Regions from separate parts of the Homo sapiens genome. Here region 1 is linked to region 2. Evidence: read pairs that join two places in POLR2A ChIA-PET (ENCODE). Cell type or tissue: HepG2. All regions are shown on one strand. Each heading gives the region's core, and the rest is flanking DNA. Links, peaks and the distances in the headings are about the cores only. Region 1 overlaps DENND1B (DENN domain containing 1B). Region 2 has its middle 18 kb from the start of C1orf53.

The links. ChIA-PET counts read pairs that join two places held together with the same protein. Peaks named below come from ENCODE experiments on the same cell type or tissue, not always from the same donor. Only the 100,000 strongest peaks of a DNase experiment are listed, where the experiment ranks them.
Region 1: POLR2A ChIA-PET joins it to region 2 with 7 read pairs; 2 of 35 experiments call an interaction of 5 or more read pairs at or near these places.

What each region holds. Positions count from the first base shown.
Region 1 is chr1:197,618,974-197,623,378 of GRCh38, forward strand. All of the region lies in intron 10 of DENND1B (DENN domain containing 1B), which reads right to left. Among named protein-coding and RNA genes, the nearest start is that of DENND1B, 150 kb to the right of the region's middle. In HepG2, for the core only: a CTCF peak has its summit at 264 (motif pointing right); a DNase peak (open chromatin) is centred at 1,918; H3K4me3 peaks cover 373 bases.
Region 2 is chr1:197,882,455-197,886,859 of GRCh38, forward strand. No RefSeq gene overlaps it. Among named protein-coding and RNA genes, the nearest start is that of C1orf53, 18 kb to the right of the region's middle. In HepG2, for the core only: no CTCF peak of the experiment used is centred there; a DNase peak (open chromatin) is centred at 1,857.

The DNA of each region.
Region 1 (4,405 bases), core at 103-4,102, 260 kb before region 2:
ATAACTCGATTTGAACCAAAACCAAAAATTTTTATTCAAAGTATATGCATCTTTGCCATATGTATTATATTTTTTCCAGTCATGTTTTTAATCAGTTTTGTATGGCAAATAATGTATTTTGATTTCACTTAGGATGTTATCATTAAAGGATTTTACTACCTTGTACTTACAAGCTTTAATAGGTTATGATAGTATTCCTTCAATAAGTATTACTTTTTAAATTCCTTAATTAGAGCCTACAATATGCCACTAGGAGGCATTCAAATACTTCCATTTAACAATTATAGACCATGGATTTATTTATGTTACAAACTGCAGCTAGAGGGAAATGAAAATGGGGTTGATCTAACTCATTGTGTCAAATTCTCCAAGAGCTCTCAGGTACTCCTTAGTTGTAAATTAGGCCTCTTTAAGACTGTATTAACTCTTTCCACCCCCTTTTTAACCTGATGGGCTAAAAGAGCTTATGAAGCGTTGAAAGGCAGCTAATTATTCAATTTCTCAATCTGCACACAGATGACTTTTTAAACAGCTCATTTAAAGCCTTAAAAACAACAAAAAAGAGAGAGTGTTCTTTTTTTGTTACTGAGCAAATAAAAACTGTAGCAAGAGGAAAAACACGTTCTTAATGTGAGGTATTATATTTAATACCTCACTTTATTTCACTGGGCAATTTATTTCACTGGGCATACCCAGAGTCCAAAGCACTCTACTAAATGCCATGTAAATACTTTCCCTGCCTCCTTACTGGTCATCCTTAAATGAAGTTTTATTAGTTATTCGCTAACAAAATTCAACATTATCTGATGAATTTGACTGATTTCTTAGAGGATGGTTTCTGTAATTATATGCAGAGTCACAAAATTTCTGCAATGGCCAGCATCTGGTAGAGGGTTATGCCTGCTAATCAAGATCTACCAGAAGAGAACCGAGTCTACAGGACTTGGCAACTTTCTGGATGTGGGGTATAGGTGACAAGGAGAGGAAAAAATATATGACAACTCCTTCCCAACCACAGTTCTGGAACTAAGCAACCAGAATGAATTATTAAAGGTAATATAGCAAAAGTGTCAGGTTTAAGTAGAATTATAAGGAATCTGCTTTGGCAAATATTTATTCTGTTAACCATGAGACACCTAAATGGAGATTTCCAAAGAAGACGGAAGCATCCCAAAGATAATCCTCCATATTCACCTAGTAGCATGCAAGAGCTGTGAAACTTAAAAAAAAATGAGAAAATACTATTATGGCATATTCTTTTACAGATGATAGCAAAGTTGCAAGTAAATAAAATAAAACAAATTTACTAGAAAATGTAACACATTCATATGTAAATTGCATAAAATCATAACATGTATATTACAGACACAAAATTAGGGCTCTGCCACCAACAAGCCATGTGATCTCTGGCACATCTACAAATATAACCATGTCTCAGTTTTCTGATCTTTAAAATAAGAACTCTATGCTAGATGATCTGTAAGTATTTTCTCTCATAGATCAAACATTCTTTATTTTTAGATCAGATGAATTCTATCTTTTTTATATTCTTATGTATTGAGATTTCTTCTACCCTGGTGGCTAACGGAATACTATGACTGGACTATAATTCAGATCCACTTTCAAAATATATCTAAAAGTTTAAGTGCTTTAAAGTGCTTTAATAAAGTAGGTGCTCTAAAGTCCATAAGGTAATTATGCAACTGAAAATATTATAATAATTTTTTTGCTTAATTCAACAAAAATTTTGAGTGCCTGCTATATGCAATCGAAATCCCTATGAGGCAACAGGGACACAGTACTAAACAGAACAAAGTCCCCGTTTCTATGGAGCTTATGTGTTAGTGGAGAAAGCAAACAATAAACAAGTAAAATAAATATTGTCAGAGATTAGATCTATAAAGAAACCTAAAGTAGGGAGTGATGGGGGTGGGGAGCTATTTTAGATAGGAGGATTACAGAAGAACTCTAACGTGGTGACATATGAACTGAAACCTAACTGAAGGGAGAGAGTAAACTCGTGGATTTGGGAAGAAGAGCATTCCAGGTAAATTAAACGAGGCATTCAGAAGTCCCAGGTGAGAACATGCTTGGCATCTTCACAGAGCAATGGGGAAGTCAGTGAGATCAGACTGGAGGAAGTGGGAGAATGGCAGGAGATGAGGTCAGATAGAGAAGCAGAATCAATGATGGAGAGCCTTCTAGGACACGGCAAAGACTCTAAATATTATTCTCGATGACATTTTTACATACCTCTGAAGAGAGTGCTATCATAATAAACTATTTACCTGGAACATTTGAGAATATACAAATTAAAGAAAAATATACAAATTAAAGGAAAATAGAGCCTTCTAGGACATGGCAAAGACTCTAAATATTATTCTGGATGACATTTTTACATACCTCTGAAGAGAGTGCTATCATAATAAACTATTTACCTGGAACATTTTGAGAATACACAAATTAAAGGAAAATAAACTACATATTTTAGAAGTTTGGTTTGCAATATAAAGTACTACAAAGAAATGAGAACAATTTAATAAGCCAAGTAAGAAGAATCTTATTAATTTAACATTATTTATGATATATTGAATCTTTAAGCTTAAAGAAAAATGAAATATCATATAGTCTTTCTTTGGGCTAGAATTACCCAAGTATCATATGTCTGATTAGTGACAGGGCCAAGACTCCACATTGCTTTTCTAATATCGTCAGTTGCTTCTTTAATACCACAATTGTTCCTCACGAAAGCAGAGAAAAGGGTAAAGGGAAGAATTTCCATGTTTCAGTTCAAACATATCTCTGGCATTATACCCTGAAACTGAATAATACACTGTTATAATTTTCAGATAAAAATGAATTTACCAAATAAAGGTTTATGGAAAAAAATTTCTTATCTTTATGTGACATATGATATTTAAAATGCACATATATTTTCATAAAGCATACCCAATATATTGAACTAATACAGTTCCAAAGAGCTGACTAATGCAAAATAGAAACATTGGTAATACTGATTTACTATGGACTTCAATTACAACATAAGTATATATGGGAATCATGAGAAGGGACAAGAACTAATGCCTGTGAAACCAGACAGAGAAACCTGACAGCAAAGGTCTGCAACAGTTAACTCAGTCATAGAACAAAGGCATTTGAAACTTCTGGTCCCAGGTCACCAGGTCTAAACATAGGTAGTGCCATTGAAAATAATAGCAACAACAAATGTTTACATAATGTTTACCATGTGCCAAGAACTGTTATGAGTACTTGAACTACTCATACCTAATCCTCACAACAACCTCATCAAGTACTATTATCATTACTTCTACTTATCAGATCAAGGCACTAAGACAAAGTTCAACCAACTGCCCACGATCACAGAGCTTATCAACAGCAAAGCCAGGATACAACTGGAGGCAGGCTAGATCCAAAGTATAGTAACCACTATTTCAAACTGCCTTCAATATACAAAGATTTTAAATTATCATCATTATGAGGCTTTGAATAGCATCCACTGACTGAAAATATTGTGTTTTATACTAATTGTATAATAGAGAATGCATCTTTGGACCGGACAATCAAACAAGAGCCATTGACCTTTGTATGAGAAATCTATGATAGACAGAGATCTGATTTACAAAACTTTCCTCAGGCAACACAGACTGTAACTACAGCAGGTAACTAATAAAACAGACTCTCCCAGAAAATGTTAAAAGGATAAGATCATTGATACAAATTCTACAAGTTATCATCTCAACTTATGTCTATGAGTACACCTAAGTTTGAAACTGAACCAAAGTTGTCCTGCTTTGTGATACAAAATCTGATTTGTTCCTTCTTCTTAAACTATATTTATTAGAAGAAATCAGTCTATTAATAAAACTAGAATTGTTTTAAGCAATTAAATAGGCATGTATTTTGAGGGAGGAGAAAAAGACATTTATCAGATTCCCATGGACACAGCAGAAAGACAATCCATCTAGTATAATCACCACTATGAAAAATAGCACAATTTTAACTAGCATGCCTTACAGGTAAAGGTATCATATAGACACATTGCTACTCACACTATTCTAGCCTCTGTATCACCTATCTAGATTGTGCCTCATTCTTTTGTAGAAATCCTACACTTCAGCTAGAGTTATAGGAGTTACTGCAGGGTTAAATGAGTTACTGAGGGGCAGATTTATATTCCCTAAGAAAGCATTTATTAATAAAATCCAAGAAACATGTATTAGAGACCTCACCTGATTTTTAACTGAATCAATACTTAATTTAGAAATTTAAGCATCATAAATAACTATAAGTATAAACAGTAAACTGTTGCAGATGGGAATGTAATGAATTCCTCATAAAATTTTTAAAAAATTAGTGGAAACCATAAAGAAAAAAACTGTTTAAA
Region 2 (4,405 bases), core at 172-4,171:
TCTTTGTTGGTTTAAAGTCTGTTTTATCAGAGACTAGGATTGCAACCCCTGCATTTTTTTTTTTACTTTCAATTTGCTTTGTAAATATTCTTCCATCCCTTTATTTTGAGCCTATGTGTGTCTTTGCACATGAGATGGGTCTCCCGAATACAGCACACCAATGGGTCTTAACTCTTTATCCAATTTGCCAGTCTGTGTCTTTTAATTGGGGCATTTAGCCTATTTACATTTAACATTAATATTGTTATGTGTGAAATTGTTCCTGTCATTATGATGCTAGCTCGTTATTTTGCCCACTAGTTCATGCCATTTTTTCATAGTGTCAATGGTCTTTACAATTTTTATGTTTTTGCAGTGGCTTGTACCAGTTGTTCCTTTCCATGTTTAGTGCTTCCTTTAGGAGTCCCCCTCTCTCTTCTGTCTTGTAGGGTTTCTGCTGAGAGATCTGCTGTTAGTCTGATGGACTTCCCTTTGTGAGTAACCTGACCTTTCTCTCTGGCTGCCCTTAACATTTTTTCCTTCATTTCAACCTTAGTGAATCTGACGATTATATGTCTTGGGGTTGCTCTTCTTGAGTAGTGTCTTTGTGGTGTTCTCTGTATTTCCCGAATTTGAATGTTGGCCTGCCTTGCTAGGTTGGGGAAGTTGTGGATAATATCCTGAAGAGTGTTTTCCACCTTGATTCCATTCTCCTCATCACTTTCAGGTACATCAATCAAATGTAGATTTGGTCTTTTCACATAGTCCCATATTTCTTGGAGGCTTTGTTCATTTCTTTTCACTCTTTTTTCTCTAATCTTGTCTTCTCACTTTATTTCCTTGAGTTGATCTTCAATCTCTGATATCCTTTCTTCCACTTGGTCGATTCAGCTATTGATACTTATGTATGCCTCATGAAGTTCTTGTGCTGTGTTTTTCAGCTCCATCAGGTCATGTATGTTTTTCTCTAAACTGGTTATTCTAGTTAGCAATTCCTCTAACCTTTTTTCAAGATTCTTAACTTCCTTGCATTCGGATAGAACATGCTCCTTTATCTTGGTGGAGTTTATTACCCATCTTCTGAAGCCTACTTCTGTCAGTTCATCAAACTCATTCTCCATCCAGTTCTCTTGTTGGCGAGGGGCTGTGATCCTTTGGAGGAGAAGAGGCATTCTAGTTTTTGGAATTTTCAGCCTTTTTGTGCTGGTTTCTCCCCATCTTCATGAATATATCTACCTTTGGCCTTTGATGTTGGTGACCTTCGGATAGGGTCTCTGAGTGGACATCCTTTTTGTTGATGTTGATACTATTCCTTTCTGTTTGTCAGTTTTCCTTCTAACAGTCAGGCCTCTCTGCTGCAGGTCTACTGGAGTTTGCTGGAGGTCCACGCCAGACCGTTTGCCCGGATATCACCAGCGGAAGCTACAGAACAGCAAAGATTGTTGCCTGTCCCTTCCTCTGGAAGTTTTGCCCCAGAGGGTCACCCACCAGATGCCAGCCAGAGCTCTCCTGTATGAGGTATCTGTCAACCCCTGATGGGAGGTGTCTCCCCGTCAGGAGGCACGGGGGTCAGGGACCCACTCGAGGAGGGATTCTTCCCTTATCAGAGCTCGAATGCTGCACTGGGAGATCCGCTGCTGTATTCAGAGATGTCAGGCAGGGACGTTCATGTCTGCTGAAACTGTGCCCATAGCCACCCCTTCCCCCAGGTGCTCTGTCCCATGGAGGTTTTATCTATAAGTCCCTGACTGGGGCTGCTGCCTTTTTTCAGATATGCCCTGCCCAGAGAGGAGGAGTCTAGAGAGGCAGTCTGGCCACAGCGGCCTTGCTGAGCTGCAGTGGGCTCCTCCCAGTTCAAACTTCCAGGCAGCTTTGTTTACACTGTGAGGGGAAAACCGCCTACTCAAGACTTGGCAATGGCAGATGCCCTTCCCCCCACCAAGTTCAAACGTCCCAGGTCAAGCTCACACTGTTGTTCTGGCCATGAGAATTTCAAGCCGGTGGATCTTAGCTTGCTGGACTCCATGGGGGTGGTGACCGCTGAGCCAGACCACTTGGCTCCCTGGCTTCAGCCCCCTTTCCAGGGGAGTGAATGGTTCTGTCTCGCTGGCGCCAGGTGCCACTAGGGTATGAAAAATAAACTCCTGCAGCTAGTTCAGTGTCTGCCTGAATGGCCACCCAGTTTTGTGGTTGAAACCCAGGGCCCTGGGTGGTGTAGGCATCAGAGGGAATCTCCTGGTCTGCCAGTTGTGAAGACCCTGGGAAAAGTGCAGTCTCTGGGCCAGAGTGCACCATTCCTCCCGGTACAGTCTCTCACGGCTTCCCTTGACTAGGGGAGGGAAGTCCCTTGACCCCTTGCACTTCCCATGTGAGATGACACCCCACCCTGCTTTGGCTCACCTTCCATGGGCTGCACCTACTGTCCAATCAGTCCTAATGACATGAACCGGTTACCTCAGTTGGAAATGCAGAAATCACCCGCCTTCTGCATTGATCTTGCTGGGAGCTGCAGACTGGAGCTGTTCCTATTCATCCATCTTGCCAGCCTCCAAAAACTTTTAATAATTGGAGAAACTGGCTTTCAAAATGCTTGTATTAATCCGTTCTCACACTGCTATAAAGAACTACCTGAGACTGGGTAATTTATAAAGAAAAATGTTTAGTTGACTCACAGTTTGGCAAGCTATAAAGGAAGCATGGCTGGGAAGCCTCAGGAAAATTACAATCATGGCAGAAAGTGAAGAGGAAGAAAGCACATCTTACAATGGTGGAGCAGGAGAGAAAGAGCTAGAGTGAAAAGCGGGAAGTGCTACTACAAACTTTCAAGCACTAGATCTCATGAGAACTTACTCACTATCAGAAGAATGGCAAGGGGAAAATCTGCCCCCATGATTTAATCACCTCCTATCAGGTCCCTCCCAACAATGGGAATTACAGTGCAAGATGAGATTTGGGTGGGGACACAGAGCCAAGTCATATGAACGCTTAAAGAGACAGTTGTAAAATCACGCTGTGTTGCATCTTACCAGATTTCTGAACACCAGTGATTGAGGGATATTGACTGTTAACCAAGCATTTTCATACTATGAATGCTCCCATTTCTCTTTATAATTTTTGAAACATATGTTCATAGGTAAATAAGTTTGATGTTTGCATGTTTTTTGAACTTTATATAAATGATTTTGCATGTACATATTCTTCAAAACTTTTTTCATCAATATTATGTTTGTGAGATTCTATCATGTTGATTTGTGTAGCTGCAGTTCATTTGCTTTCATTGCTGTCCAGAATCACATTGCTGGATGACATTTTCATGGTCTACAGGTTTTTGTTTACAAACTATGCTCTTAGGAACAATCTTCTACAAGTTTGCAGACACATATTTATGATATTTTCTTAGTCTTCTCTAGCTGCTATAACAAAATACCTTAGACTGGGTAATGTATAAACAACGGAAATGTATTGCTGACAGTTCTGGAGGCTGGAAAGTCCAAAATCAAGGCACCAGCAGATTCAGTGTCTGGTGAGGGCTCTCTGGTTCATAGATGGTGTCTTCTATGTGTCCTCACATGGTGGAAGGGCAGTTCTCAAACCTCTTACATAAGAGCACTAACACCATTCATGAAGGTGGAGCCCTCATGACCTAATCACTTCCCAAATGCCGTACGCTTAATACTATCACATTGGAGATTATGTTTCAACATATGAATTTGGGGGAAACACAGCAGATATATTGTCAAAAGTGAAATTATTGGTTATAAGATATACACATCTTTGCCTTTATTAGAGTTCCAAGTTGTTTTCCAAAATACTTGTGCCAATTTATACTCCTACCCACAGAGTATAACTGTTTCCTTTGTTCCATTCTCTAGGCAATACTCAATATTCTCAGACTTTTTTTTTTTACAATCTGTTGGTATAAAATAATAACTAATTGTGGTATTAATTTGAATTGTCCTAAGGAATTTAGTCTCAGCATTTTTTCATACTTTTATTAGACATTTATGTTTTATTTTCTTGAAATAACTGTTCATGTCTTTTGACATTTTATTAATTTGTATTGTTCTTACCAGTTTGTATGAGTTTATTATATTTCTGGACAATAATCTTTTGTCAGTTATATGTTACAAATATTTTCTCCCAGTTTGTGGCCTGCCTCTTTACTTTTATGGTGTATTTTGAAGAACAGAAGTTTAATTTTACTTTAGTCAAATTTATCTATCATTTTCTTTATGTATTGTGCTTTTTATATCTTGTTTGAAAAAAATTCCCCTAACTCAAAAGTCATAAAGTAATCTCATGTATTGTCTTGGAAAATTTAAAGTTTTACTTTTCACTTTGAAGTATTTTATTCAGCAGAAGCTGGGTTTTATATATAGTGTGAAATAGACATCTTTTTTTAAAAATATACTTATCTAAATAAGCT